Regions from separate parts of the Mus musculus genome. Here region 1 is linked to region 2. Evidence: chromatin loops called from intact Hi-C (ENCODE). Cell type or tissue: left cerebral cortex. All regions are shown on one strand. Each heading gives the region's core, and the rest is flanking DNA. Links, peaks and the distances in the headings are about the cores only.

Evidence for each region. Hi-C counts contacts between places; a loop is a spot of excess contacts. Peaks named below come from ENCODE experiments on the same cell type or tissue, not always from the same donor. Only the 100,000 strongest peaks of a DNase experiment are listed, where the experiment ranks them.
Region 1: it touches region 2 in a loop (13-fold over the local background); 2 of 42 quality-filtered maps call a loop at or near these places.

The regions. Positions count from the first base shown.
Region 1 is chr11:43,092,122-43,099,950 of GRCm38, forward strand. It overlaps a transcript of Atp10b not described here. Among named protein-coding and RNA genes, the nearest start is that of Atp10b, 54 kb to the right of the region's middle. In left cerebral cortex, for the core only: no CTCF peak of the experiment used is centred there; DNase peaks (open chromatin) are centred at 4,091 and 4,511; H3K27ac peaks cover 1,329 bases.
Region 2 is chr11:42,923,334-42,931,162 of GRCm38, forward strand. No RefSeq gene overlaps it. Among named protein-coding and RNA genes, the nearest start is that of Gm34644, 54 kb to the left of the region's middle. In left cerebral cortex, for the core only: no CTCF peak of the experiment used is centred there; DNase peaks (open chromatin) are centred at 4,008 and 5,791.

The DNA of each region.
Region 1 (7,829 bases), core at 1,813-5,812, 170 kb after region 2:
ATCACGCATGTCAGCGATGCTGCTTTATAAATCAAAGCTAATTGATTCCGAGCACTTGCTATTTCTTCAGCCCTCCTACCGGCTCGGGAGCAAGCCTGCTATTTTCTGTGTAAACACTGAGGGTGGTTCCAGAATGGTATTCAAAATCAGTGGAGTGCTTTTTACACGTGGGCAAACTCAAAGCCAGGAATTAGGAGTTAGCATACTCAGTTCCACCCACCCATGGTATATATCCAGAAGAGAGCATGATGCTCCTCTCGGTGATGTTTGAACAGCTTCACTTAGACTGAACCTCCAGAAAATGGTCCAAACTTTTGAATCAATTTTTTCTCCATATTCCCATGGAGCACTCGGTAATTTAAGTGGCTGTTACATAAACCTGTATGTTTGTCTGGATGCTTGATTTTCAAGCTTATGTTTGTTCACAGTAGATCTTGCATAGAAATGCAATTTATACAGCAAACCATGGGTGCTGAGAGATACAGGTTGAAAAAAAAATGCAACCGAGCTAGCTAGCAACCACGCAGTCCCCCTTACCATGAGCATGCTGGATCTGATCCCAAAGTATATGCTATGGAGAGCTGCCAGCTGTCTTCCTATCCCAAATCCACAGCCTCTGCTTTACAGAAGTGCGATCACTCAGTTTGCCCAAGAAGCTTCTCTATCAATGCATTTGCACATGTCAGGGAAAATTCAAATCCCCTTGACGTCGCAGGTTCTGCTTTTAAGCAGTTCAACCATCTGATTTTAAGCTTTTAAGCTTTTACATGTTCCAAACTACAAAACTCGAGGTTCTGGAGTATGGCTCAGTGATGAACACATAGTCACATGCTCAAGGCCTTGGACATGCTTCCCAGAACACACACACACACACACACACACACACACACACCTGAGTTTTACATTTTCAAAAATTCGTTTGCTCTCTGCTTTACATATGATGTGCCCCAATAAACTCATGTATGATGCAGCCCCAAACGCATGCAATCCACCTAAGCTACTGAAAATCACAGTGGAGCAGCCCAGCCCACTCTACAGAGCATCTGTTGTTCTCTCTAGTAGTCACGTGAATAACCCGGAGCTGTAGCTTCCTGCTGCTGCCCAGCATCATGAGAGAGCAGAGTACTAACACCACTAGTTTAGGAAAAGATCACAATTCAAATTGCACTTTTTAATGAATGAGTATTGCTTTCACACTATCTTAAAGTCAAAAATGGTTCTTCATCCACGGTAAAGGAAAGGCTGCCTATTAACAAGTCCTCCCCTACCTATCCTTCCAGTACTTTAGTCATTTGAATAATTTGGGGGACAGGGGAGGAGAGCATCACATTGAGAAAGAGATTGAGATGGAAGATTTGAAGATTTTTTTTTTTAATTTGGAAAAAAAATGAAAGAAACTTTGGAATTAAAGAGCCCCTATGGGCTTAGGATAAGGTTTGTTCTACAAGCTCTTTGCTCATGGGTCTAGCCAAAAAAGTTCATTTACCCCCCCACACCCCCCATAGCTTAAAAATGAAGATTCATGATGAGTGTGATAATTTATTCCAGCAGCCAATATAAATCGAAAATAGAAATCATTTTGCAAGTGACTGAGCAAGTAAACAAAGATGATAAACCTGTCAATGTTTACTGCTCATTCAGTCTTGGTTTGTCAAATCTATGGCAAACTTGCTCCTGTTCCACCCACCATGCTCAAGGCATATGAGCAAGGTGTAGGGTATCTGAGAGTCCCACATGAGCAGCATGCCAAAGAGCGACTACTAAGTCATCAATCAGCACTAGCATGTGATGTAGAGGTGCTCTGCCAGTTATCATCCACTAGATTTTACATAGGAGAAACCAGGCCAGAAAGGTGGACAGCTGGTCCAATATTGTACTGAAAGACTCCGAGAGGAGCCCCTCACTCAGGCCTCAGGACAAGAGCGGACACCCAAGAACTCACGATAGACCGAGCTTGTTCAAACCACATGAGGCTTTATTCGGGGAAAGCCAGAGCTCTGGGGATGACTCATATCCCACGCAGGGGTAGAGGAGTCGACCTCGAGAGGAAAGAGGTCCCAGTTTTTATAGGCCCTCAGTGGGGAAAGAAGAAGCGGGGGAGTACGGGATTTCCAGAGGGATTTCCAGATCTAAACAATGTCTATTCTCACGAAATGGGTATGGGAGGGGTACAAGGAAAGAGTCTGGTGCAGGTGTAGCAACTCAGGATTGGCCGGGCTGAGGTTGCTGGGGAGATTTTCTGACTCTTTCCCAGCAACCAATATCACAAACACCTGGCAATGGGCTTCATCAGTGGGCACACACATGGGTCAAGGAACGGTCAAAACATTGGCAGACACACAGGTTCAAGGAGTGGCCAGAGCATTGTGCACCTCTATTTTTCTAAATCAGTGAAGCTAGTTCTGCTAACACTGACATCTATCTTGCCAATTTCAGGGCTTCTGTGTCCTTTTACATTCTGTCAGGATCTTTCAGTACTGTTGGTTAAAAAATGATTGTGTATTTTACCAATACAACTCTTAGTTGTATTACACTGAGCATGCTAGGACATTGATAAACCCTGTTTGAGAATTCTTGCGTTGTTACGTCTATCTATGAAGGATAGGACATATTCAAAGCCGCTTCCTAGATCTGAATTTTTTGTAGAAGGTTGAAACTCTTGTAGTCCCTTGGGGCTGGAGAGATGGCCCGGTGCTTAATAACACTTGCTGCTCTTTCAGAGGGCCAGGGCTCTGTTGTCAGCTTTCAGATCAGGTAGTTCACAACTGCCTGTAACTGCAGCTCCAGGAGATCCAGTGCCCTGTTCTGGAATCCGAGGGTACCCACACACACACACACTTACTCTCCTGATCCCAGTATGCAATTCAACAGTTTTGAATTTTCATTTCCTCAGGTATAGGATAGATATGCATGGATGCTGCAAAATTCGATCAAGCTCTAATATGGTAAAAACCTAGCATATGATTCAGAACACGATGATAGGCAGAATATTCCAGTGCAAGACTTTTCTCTCATTTCTCTGCCCGTCACTCCCATCTGCTCTCTTCCGGGTATTGCCACAAGTTATTGATTCCTCAGGTTCAAGTGGGGAACTTCATCTTTTTGAACCTCTTTATTTTTTAAAACAGAGGATTACATTAGTGCTGAGATCACTGTGCCAGGAGGAGCATATGAAATTACAGCAGCAATAACAAACTCCCTGACCACATGGATACAGACTCCACACACAGAGCCTCCCAGAATATTATCCCATGCTTAAATTTCTACCCCCATTAAAGTATTGTTATAAACATTTATGTCATGGCTACTGTATAGATACTGAAGCAAAATAATTGTTGATAAGACCAACATCTCTCCCACAAGAGCACTAGACGAGTAGGATGAGTAAGATGTTCTCTTACTCTAGAGCTATAAAAAGGAAATCCTTCAGACCAGGTGATTTGTAAAGAATAGAAGTTGATTTATCTCCCAGTTGTAGAAGTCCCAAGGGTCTCACAGCATTTGATGAGCATCTATCTTCTTTCCTTCCTGTGAGGACCTTGTAACAGAAAGTGAAATGTTAGTGAGTGGTTCTGGAAGAAGAGGAAGGAAGAGATAACCTGGTTTGATAGCTGTTTCTCTGATAACTAATCTCTTGAGTTCTTCTAGTGGGAACAAGTCATATTCAAACTAGAACATAGATACTGGATTACAAATAAGCAGACCAGGATTCCCTCATGGAGCCTGTCATCATCTGCCTCTGTGACTTTTGACAGACCATTTCCCCTCTCAGAACTTCAAGCTTACCCACCATGTCCCTCTCATAACATTAGCAAATGAGAAACTTTCCAGAGAAATATAAATGCTCGAGAGATGTAAGGAAACTAACCAGTTCCTTTTGCTTCTATCAAAAAGTAGGGACATGCCCTGCCCCCAGAGTCTGAGTTGACTCCAGGGTGTCCTTATTTTCTTGCATGTACAAATTCCTCGCTGTGCAGCAATATATTTTTCCTTTTACTTGAAAACTGGAAAGAAGGTTGCCCTAGTTAGAGTGAAGAAATGGCTGTGAACAGCTGTCTTTCACTCCTACCCATACAACCAATTAGAGAGGCTGCACACTAATCCCAGGCCCCAGAGAATCTTCTCCTCGTCTTTATGCAAATGAGCTGTGTTTAGAGAATTCTAGAGTGGTTGTATCTCACGACTTAGTTCATCCAAGACAAAAATCTGCGCCATGTAACATGGGGTTACACTCACTGTTCCTCCTCAGGAGCATGTGCCTGCACACAGTACACGTACAGACATCCAGACTTCTCTTCAAGCCTTATGAAGCTCCAGAGTGAACATGTGAAGTAAGATGGACCATTGTGACCAGTAGCAAAAAGTTTTCAAGATTGTATAAGAGCACTAGATAATTGAAAAATAGTCCTTTGGGCTGTTAGATATCTAACAGATAGTAGGATAAATTCTCATATCTTGCTCATTAAAGAAAAAGAGACATTTTTCCTCTCTATGAAAGAAAGTGAAAGAACTAGACCATTATCAGTTACCATGGCAACTGAAATTCACTACATGCTTAGTTCATCCTGTCACTATTGAAGACATGAGGGAGGAAAAAGTAAAACTAAGCTTTTCGGGGTTTTTTGTTTTTGTCAAATATTTAAAAGTGACAGTTCATGGCATGACCCTAAAACACCTTTATAAGAGTGAAAGGAAGACAGGATAACATGAGAGAGGAGGATAAAGGGACAGCACTTGGCCTAAAACATTCAAATAAGAATGTTTCAGATGAACCAATTGTGGCTGACGGGGTCGATGTCAAGCAAATTGAAGGAAAGAAAGGAAAGCAATAAATATTTATCGTCTACCACACACTCCCAGTGCTATGCTTCAAAATGTCATGCTGTGGCCTCTCAGAGCTCTGTATATGGAAGAGAAAAGATGGCAAGCAAGCAATGTCCATCAAAATGACCAAAGCGTATGCATAATGGGTGCAGGCTGCCAGGATGCTGTCCTAGATGTTCACATGGATATATATGGCTGAAGATTTCCCAAGAAATCATCAATGTTGGCATCTGAAGAATGTGTAGGGTCAACTGGGTGAAAACTCTGGGTCTACCTGGTTAAGAGACTGCATATGCAGAGGCCTTGGGGGAAGAAGCCTGGCATTTGAAGTTCATGGTGTCTAGAGTTGAATGTGAGCAAACTTAAGGTGGTAGAAAGCTCAGTCACAAGTTTCCAGGGGGCTAAAATGAGATGCTGTCCTACTAGGGCACATTTAAGAATATAAAATATATCTAGAATAGAGTGAGGAGCCATTCAACTATTAGAAAGCAGTTTGTGGCAAAGTCATGCCAGCAGCAGAATGGAGGATGGTTCTGGAACCAAACAGAAATAAAGGAAACCTCTGGGGCTAAATCTGGGTGATAGATTAGATAAAAACTAAATGGCTTCAGGGCTAAATGGATATGAGTTCTGGATCTTTAGTGGACCTAGAACCAACAGCACTTATTAACATTCTGCTGGCATGACTTTGCCACAAACTGTCTTCTAACATTTGAATGGCTCCTCACTATATTCTAGATATATTTATGCAAGAGGGCTGGGTATATGGGTCATTCCGCAAGTTCTTACCACACAAGCAGAAGGACCTGAGTTTGGTTCCCTAGCACTCATGTAAAACTCCTAGGTAGTATGGCTGCATGTAACCATAATCCTAGCCACAGGGAAGAGGAGGCAGGCAGATCCTTGGGCCTTGCTGGCCAGCTAATCTAGATAAATCTGTGAACCCCAGATTCAACTCATAAAGTAATGGAGATAGTTTGATTTATAAAAGATATGAGAGAGAAAAAGAGAGGGGGGAAGGAAGTAAGAAAGGAAGGAAGGAAGGAAGGAAGGAAGAAAGGAAGGAAGGACATACTTCACAGTCAACCTTTGCACTAAACACATATACATACATACATACATACATACATATGCATACATACACACATGCATACATACATACAAAGGTCCTTCTCTGTATTGGAGGGCTAATTGTGCCAACAGTAGGCTTTATCTAGTAAATGGTAATGAAGAATTATTAAAATAAGGCTAAGGGAAGACTTGTAGAAACAGAGTTTAGGAGCATAGTATTGAAATGACAGCTTGATTATACAGAGAGAAGAAACTAACCCCAGTTGCTTCTTGCTGCTAGGAGCATTTCCTCAGAGCATTCTTGATTGTCCTCTAGGAGGACACTGAGGTCTAAGAAGACTGAAATCAATCATAGATCTAAAACCGCCATGTGTTACTTCTCTAACATGAATCTTGCACCTTCCATATGTCAACCTTCCAAGTAAGTAAAGTAGCCTTGAACACAGTCCCGAAATATGGCTACTCTTTCATATGCAGTCCAAGAAGCACCAAAGTAACCCAGATTTGGGTTCATTCTACCTAACTCAGTGCATGGTGTCAAGATAAATCATTCAACTTCTGAGGGTATCTGTCTAGGCATCTGTAAAGCACATGATGTAGTAAGAGTTAGAGATTATTTATACAAGGGGCCAAATGCAGGGCCAAGGCCAGAGTAGGCACTCACTTGGCAGAGATCATTTAATGGGAAATCCATCAACCCTGCTAACTTCAAATATTCTATCAATTAACATGGCTAACGAATATTCTCCTATAATCCTGGGAGAAGCATGTAAGCTCCCTGGCTATGAAATCTCAAGCTTGAGAAAGGATAGGGAAAGTCCTACGTATGATTCTGGTCCTGATGCTGCTTAGAAAATTCAGGCTGAGTCACTTGGGATGATTATCTAGATGGTTCTCCTACTTTGCAGAGCACTTTTGCAGAAGCCAGGTCGTTGGGCGGGGCACCCCCTCTCTGCAGGCAGCAGAGGCAGGAGGCAAGAGAATCAGAGAGCTCTTGGTTTGTGCTATACTGCCAGCGCTTTTTCTTTGTACTGAGCGACTGTGTGAAGGGTGGATGAAGGGTATTTGGTTTTAATTGGGAAATGCTATCAATTGTCCTAGGCTCATTTAAAAATCCATTAGTATCAGGAAGTGGACAGATTAAGCAATGAGGAAAGGAAAAGAAAAAAGCTGTCAGTACCCTGCTTTGTAGGGAACATACAGTCTGTCTAAGCTTCACCAGTGAGGGCTGCTGCTGAATGCTAAGAAGCTGCAAAAGTCAATTTCAAGAGGCTGGGAAGGGAGAGTAGGTGTCTGGGCCAATTCATATGAAGTCCTAAGCAAGCTTGTTGTTCTCACAGCTTCCGAAGATGATATTGCCAAGATCCACACTACATATGTCAGACCCTTGCAGCTGTTTCCGGCAGCATGGTGGCTGAGCCATCCAGCTGTAAGCCACTCAACACCTGCAGATAGCTTTCCCTTTGTTCCCTCCTTACTTAGCAAGTTCTGAACCAGGCTGTCTACCCTTTTGTGCCTGGAGGAATGGCAGTCTGGAGACAACACACAGGCTGTAGAAATGTGCTGGAAGATGAACGAGAGAGGAGGAAAGAAGGGAAGATCATAACTTGGAAGAAGGCTTAGCCATGCAAGCAAGAGGACCTGAGTTCAAACCCCAGAACCATGTTAAAAAGCTGGGTGTGGTGGTGTATTTTTGGAATCCTAATGCTGCTGAGATGGAGACAAGTAGACCCCTGGAGCTCTCTAGCTGACTAGTCAGCCTAGAATAATCAACAAGCTCCATAAAAGTTAAAGATACTCTCTTCTAAAACGAGATATGGGTTTATTAAGTAAGATACTTGAAGTTGAACTCAGACTTTCAGATTCAAACACATGCACACATGTGCACACATACACAAGATAAATGAAGGTACGGAAACAACTGGAAAGGATGA
Region 2 (7,829 bases), core at 2,196-6,195:
AAGAAGTCAAAATATCACTATTTGGAGATGATATGATAGTATATATAAGTGACCCTAAAAATTCCACCAGAGAACTCCTAAACCTGATAAACAGCTTCAGTGAAGTAGCTGGATATAAAATTAACTCAACAAGTCAATGGCCTTTCTCTACACAAAGGATAAACAGGGTGAGAAAGAAATTAGGGAAACAACACCCTTCACAATAGTCACAAATAATATAAAATACCTTGGTGTGACTCTAACTAAGGAAGTGAAAGATCTGTATGATAAGAACTTCAAGTCTCAGAAGAAAGAAATCAAAGAAGATCTCAGAAGATTGAAAGTTCTCCCATTCTCATGGATCAGCAGGATGAATATACTAAAAATGGCTATCTTTCCAAAAACAATCTACAGACTCAACACAATCCCCATCAAAATTCCAACTCAATTTTTCAACGAATTAGAAAGGGTAATTAGCAAATTCATCTAACAAAAAACCTAGGATAGCAAAAACCCTTCTCAATGATAAAAGAACCTCTGGTGGAATCACCAGGCCTGATCTAACGCTGTACTACAGAGCAATAGTAATAAAAAGTGCAAGGTACTGGTATAGCGACAGACAAGTAGACCAATGGAATAGAATTGAAGACCCAGAAATGATCCCACACACCTATGGTCACTTGATCTTTGACAAGGGAGCTAAAACCATCCAGTGGAAAAAAGACAGCATTTTCAACAAATGGTGCTGGCACAACTGGCAGTTATCATGTAGAAGAATGTGAATTGATCCATTCTTATCTCCTTGTACTAAGGTCAAATCTAAGTGGATCAAGGAACTCCATATAAAACCAGAGACAATGAAACTTATAGAGGAGAAAATGGGGAAAAGCCTCAAAGATATGGGCACAGGGGGAAATTCCTGAATAGAACAGCAATGGCTTGTGCTTGTAAGATCGAGAATCGACAAATGGGACCTTATAATATTGCAAAGCTTCTGTAAGGCAAAAGACACTGTCAATAAGACAAAAAGGCCACCAACAGATTGGGAAAGGATCTTTACCAATCCTAAATAAGATAGGGAACTAATATCCAATATATATAAAGAACTCAGAAAATCAAAAAACCTTATTAAAAAATGGGGCTCAGAGCTAAACAAAAAATTCTGACCTGAGGAATAATGAATGGCTGAGAAGCACCTAAAAAATGTTCAACATCCTTAATCATCAGGGAAATGCAAATCAAAACAACCCTGAGATTCCACCTCACACCAGTCAGAATGGCTAAGATCAAAAATTCAGGTGACAGCAATTGCTGGTGAGTATGTAGAGAAAGAGGAACACTCCTCCATTGTTGGTGGGATTGCAAGCTTGTACAACCACTCTGGAAATCAGTCTGGAAGTTCCTCAGAAAATTGGACATAGTACTACTGGAGGATCTTGCAATACCTCTCCTGGGCATATATCCAGAAGATGTTCCAACTGGTAAGAAGGACACATGCTCCACTATATTCATAGCAGCCTTATTTATAATAGCCAGAAGCTGGAAAGAACCCAGATGCCCCTAAACAGAGGAATGGATACAGAAATTGTGGTGCATTTACACAATGGAGTACTACTCAGCTATTAAAAAGAATGAATTTATGAAATTCCTAGGCAAATGGATGAACCTGAAGGGTATCATACTGAGTGAGGTAGCCCAATCACAAAAGAACTCAAATGATATGTACTCACTGATAAGTGGATATTAGCCCAGAAACTTAGAATACCCATGATATAAGATACAATTTGCAAAACACATGAAACTGAAGAAGAACGAAGACCAAAGTGTGGACACTTTGCCCCTTCTTAGAATTGGGAACAAAACACCCATGGAAGGAGTTACAAAGACAAAGTTTGGAGCTGAGATGAAAGGATGGACCATCTAGAGACTGCCGCACCCAGGGATCCATCCCATAATCAGCCTCCAAACGCAGACACCATTGCATATGCCAGCAAGATTTTGCTGAAAGGACCCTGATATAGCTGTCTCTTGTGAGACTATGCTGGTGCCTGGCAAACACAGAAGTGGATGGAATGCAAGGCCCCCATTGGAGCAGCTAGAGAAAGTACCCAAGGAGCTAAAGGGTTCTGCAACCCTATTGGTGGAACAACAATATGAATTAACCAGTATCCCCAGAGCTTGTGTCTCTAGCTGCATATGTAGTAGAAGATGGCCTAGTCTGCCATCACTGGGAAGAGAGGCCCCTTGGTCTTGCAAACTTTATATGCCTCAGTACAGGGAAACACCTGGGCCAAGAAGTGGGAGTGGGTGGGGAGGGGAGGGGGGAGGGTATGGGGGACTTTGGGGATAGCATTTGAAATGTAAAATAAGAAAATACCTAATAAAAAAGAAAAGAAAAAGAAAACTGGAGCCAGGAGAAACCAAAGATTTTTCCTGATTTATTAATTGTTTTTAATTATTTCCTTTATTTATAATCCATCCATTACCCAACCTTCCATAGTTCCCATAGTTCTTCATCCCATTCCTCCTCCCCAGTCTCTAAGAGGATGTTTCTCCATCCCCAGACCCTCCCTCCCTGGGGCTTCAAATCTCTTGAAGATTAGGTGCATCTTCTTCCACTGAGGCCAAACCAGGCAGTTCTCTGCTCTGCTCTTGTGCTCTCTCTCTCTCTCTCTCTCTCTCTCTCTCTCTCTCTCTCTCTCTCTCTCTGTGTGTGTGTGTGTGTGTGTGTGTGTGTGTGTGTGTGTGTGTGTGTGTCAGGGGCCTCAGAGCAGCTTGTGTACACTCCCTGGTTAGTGGCTCAGTGTCTGGGTGCTCCTAGGGGTCTAGGTTAGTTGAGTCTACTGGTCTTCCTGATTTTATAACCATTCTTTTTAACTCTTCACTTCGGATTCATGCTGGTATCTATTGTTCTTTGTTGAGGCAAATCACATGGAATGATGAATGGTTGGAGACATCAAAGGTGATATTTTCAAAGTGTTGCTGGTAATGTCTAGACTTTTCTTGAGATTTAGCTTATTAGGATAAGCTCTGGGACCAGGCTGCTCCAAATCTGGACACTGAACATGTCAGCAATGTGATTTTGCCATGATATTTAACCTGAGTATAATAGTCTATCTCCATAGAGAAACAGACAGTATCTAAACTATAGGTCACTGTACTGGTTGAAAATAATGCATGAAAAGCTGGTTACTATTTGTCTTTGTGGACCCATCCAGTCTGTAACCCTGGATCCCCTCAGGCTCCTAGGTGTGCTACGCTCTTCCATTCTGGATTTGCTCACAGTTACTGTCCCTTTTATACAAATCTGGCTGCTCTGGAATATATTTTAAAATGCTTATCTTCCAGAGAAATTCTTCCCACACATATCTATGATATGCAAATATTGTTCTTATCCAGTGAGGTCTAATTTTAAGCATCTGCCCCATTGCAAAAATTTCCAGTGAAATATAACTCTCCCTTCCCCATCACTATCACATTGCTGTATTTTACTTGTCTTTTCATAATATCTACAATCATATGAATATGCATTGTTAATTTATATATCATTATTATAGCCTTAACTAGAATTGATGGTACGTGATGTCCCTCGCTCACCATTTAAGCTTGAACTCTTAGAGCAATACTGGGCCTACAGAGAAAGCTAGGTAGACCTCAGTAGACATTTGTTTAAAGAAAAAAAGAAAAGTAGAAGAAAGGAAAGAAATCAGAAAGCTCTTGGCATGCCACTGAACATATTGAGGTATATATATTTTTTAAAGCAGTAGTGCTATCATCAGGTAAATACTAATTTAAAGTCCACTCAAAGCTACGCACTGTGCTAAACTATGTTACTCGGCCTTGCATCGGGGACTTTAAACCACCGATGTGTATGGAGTAAAGACATAAGGACAGTAGAGTCCTTGACTCACTTGTTAAACCCAGGACTGGCAAAACACATTTTTAATATCTTGAGAAATCCCACTCCTTATTGGAGCCTGTCCCATGCACACAGTCTTTCCTCCAAGTACCTATGAGGCTCAGTGACCGAACAGATGGATTCTACATTGTGTCTGGGAGTCAAGCCAGCGCTTGCTGTGCTGGCTACAGCAGACTTTTAACAGAAGTGGGTACAATTCACCAGTTTCCAAAACAGACTGAGTCTGTCGGTCCCATTTCCAAGTTTGATACACTTAGGTTCTGTATTTTAATGGACTCCTCATTGTTTATCTTCACTTAATGTTTGTTCTCTTTCCATCTAAGACGAGCAACTCCGTTGCTTTAATTATCCTCTTGGCAGAGGACACATGCTGAGCTGCAGACTACCCTTAAATCAACACTACCTCCAGACTCACCCAATTTCAAAAAGTTCTCAAACTACTAAAGATAAAGCAACAGGTTGAGTCAGGAGATGGTAGTGGGGTTTTAAAAATAGTGTCATTCAATATCATTTAGTCAAAGACAGTGGCAATTAGCTGTTTCCATCTAAAATTTGTGTGTATTAGGGAGAGGGATAGATAAAAGTGAAATGAATCAGTCAATTCTCTGAATTCTACAGTAGTCCAATTATTTTCGATATGGTTGTACTGTTTGTAGCTGTCACTAATACAGAAAAAAATTACCAATTTCCTTTTCTACAAATAGGTTGAAATGTGAGAAAACAGGAAAAATAGAGAGAGAGCAAGTTCTTCAAGAGTCCTAGCTAAATGGAGACAGCATAGAATAACTGACTTGAGATACTTTCTCGTTTTAGAGGTCACTGCTCTACAACCAAGACAGAAGTATCTGATTATGCTCAACCCCAGGGATGTTAGTTTAAGGGCAAATCACCTCTCAGTTGAGTCTTTCATTTCTTCCTCCTTCCTGCTCCCACTTCCCTAGGAACATGCTCCTTTAGTATAGACTATATTTCACTCTATCCTACCTGGAACTGTTTACTTGCATGTTTCATGCATTTCTTTTTTCCTTTTCTTTCTTTTTTTCTGCCTCTGCCTCCCAAGTGTTGGGATTAAAGGCGTGTACAACCACCACCTGCCCCTTGTGCATTTTTATATCTTACAATCAGCAAGCATATATCTCTTTCTTCTTCTCTTGCCTTAACCACAAGAGCTTGTACATATGAATAACTCATGGACTAATAGAGGAAAACAGAGGACAGAAGAATGAAGTTGTTTTTTTTTTTTTTTTTTTAGTCATAGCCTTTTTCTTTGTTGAATCTTTTTGCAAAATAAGAAAATTATGTTTCCTTATAGATACCCTGTTATGACCAATTTTTTCCACAAGAGTCTTAGATTGCCTACCTTATTACCCATATACATAGAATATATTGCAAACTTGCACTTATCAAAACATACATGTCTTGTCATTTATAAATTTTCAGATTTTCAAGGTAAAACTATGTTCCTGGCAAATGAACTCATAGTTCAGTAATTGATGACTTGTGATAATGTTGTTGTAATATGATTCCAATCATATAGAAGATTTTTGTGGAAAATTTCCTTCGTGAAGCAGTTATATATCTAATTCTAGACTTGTTAACTGACAAATGAAAGGAAAAATCCAGTGTTGAAACTTTTTAGTGTCCTCCAAATCTCTCAGTCCAAAGCCTTTTTTGAGCTCTAGTTAAAAACAAGGATCTCTATCATGAATATAACAACTCAAGATTAAAGAAAGCATCAATCATCTGATTTTAAAAAAAAAAAAAGGCAAGCCTAGGTGACTGGTGCCAAAAGCCTCATAGATGAGCAGCTGTCTGAAAATAGCTTGTCTCTTGTGTATTTAAATACATTCATCTTGAAAATGCAAGCAAGAGAGCCACGGAGCTGAATGTTTGTTTACTGTTGAAAGCCTGGATCTTCATGGTGCCTTCCTCCACTGGATTCTCCTGCATCTGTCATTTTGTAGTAGGTTGCCAGAACTCCAACACGGGAACGATCATTACAACTTAAATAGGCCATTTTGACTAAGGAGCTAAATCCAAATGGGAAGTTAGAGGGAGACATAAATCTGCCCTAGACAGGATAAAGAATGAGGTCACTATGGAGAACATATTTCTGCTTGTAGGTGAGAGACTAAAAAACAAAAAAGCTTAATGTTTTAAGATTATCTGTGGCATTCATAGGGAAAATAATTAGCTGAATGCAGAAATCAAGAATAGCAGAAAAGTGTCTAAGCATACAATATCTTTATATTGTATCAAGGTATTGGAATACTTGTTTGTTTTGGAGTGTCTCATCTCCTTATGTAGCCCTGGAACTCTCTATATAGATGAAGCTGACTTTGATCTCACAGCCTCCTGGCTCAACCTATTGAGATTAAAATGTGTGCCACCTCACTTGTCTTTGTGTTGTTGCTTCTCTTTGTTGATTGAGTCAGGGTCTCCATTGATAAGAAATTTTAACGGGCCAAAGACTTATTGGTGTGGGGCTCCATGATGCCCCATGTGGAAAATGAACATTTCGGGCCAATGTTTCTTTGGATGATGTTCATAATCAAGACGTTCAGAAAATGACTTGGGATGCTTTCAGCTCATCAGTTCTACTAAAAGCTCCACTCACCCCCCTCCCCCCGTAGAGGTCTCAAGGATGCTCAGGAGATGAACAGAGGATTCCATTCTTGGGGTTTAGAAATAAAAATAAATAGATAAATAAATAATAAATAAATGGGATACCTTCTGATCATTGAGTCAATCCACATATTTTGCTTTCACAGATTGTGAAAAATAAACTCTCCACCCTGAACCATAAACTCTGTGCTCACCCACACATAAGTTTTCTAACAGAATGTGTCTATAGCTAGGCTTGAAAACCAACCACAATGATATAGTTGGCTTTTTGTCATTCTAATAGGGCTATTTCTAGCCAGGAGAATGTTCCAAGAGTATTACTTTTGAAAATGAAGGTAATATTACAACAATTTGGGGAAAAACACATGTTGACAAAATTCAGTCACTGTCTCTGTTACTTAGTCATTAAATACCCACTGAATTCCTATTATGTTCCAGGTGCAGTCTGCGGCACTAAAATGAGAAATAAGACAAATTGGTCTTTTTCCCCATAGAAGCTTATGGAATAGGAGGAATATGACTCAGGTATAGCTAAAATCAACCCATACATTACCTAGAGTAAATCTTTATGTTTTGTGTGATAAGAATCAAGTTATGTATTAAGACAGCTTGCCTTTATAATGATGCTCAAAAACTCAGTTAGGATGTTTTTGATTTTTTTACCATGTCATCCTATATAGATCATCAAGGTGCCCGTTCTGTCTCATCAAAATGATGTTCCAGATGTAGCCAAGAAAAAAGAAAGAGTTGTCTCCCATTTTACTGTGAATGTGATTTCCTTTACTTTGCTTGAAGTTCTATTATTACCAATTATAATAAATAATAAAATAATAGAGATGATAATGATGATTGTGATAAATAAAAGTAAGGAGGATGCCAAAATTCTGAAGGCCTAGAGTAAACTATTAGCCATTTCTGCCATTTTTTTCTGCCTTTTTTCCTTTAAGAGTATAGCTAAAGCCATATATGGCTCTGTGTTCCTGTGTGTACTTGTTACTCAAGAGTCTGGAGTAGTCAGACTTTCAGTGTACTGGGTCACAAAGTAAGTTCAAGTTCAGAGACCCTGTCAAGAAAAAAAGGGAGAGAAGGAGGAAATGGTTGGTTAGAGGATGGAAAGGAAAGTATATGGAAGAAATAGTTCAGTGGCCAAGTGTTTGCTTAGCATGTACGAAGCCCTGGGATCAATCCCAGTAATGTTGACACATACATACATGAAGTAGATTGCTCATAGTGAAGGAACACTAGACCTTACCAGACTCCCCAAGGTTCTGTCTTTTCTATAGGATTTTCTTTGCCAGTTCCTGCT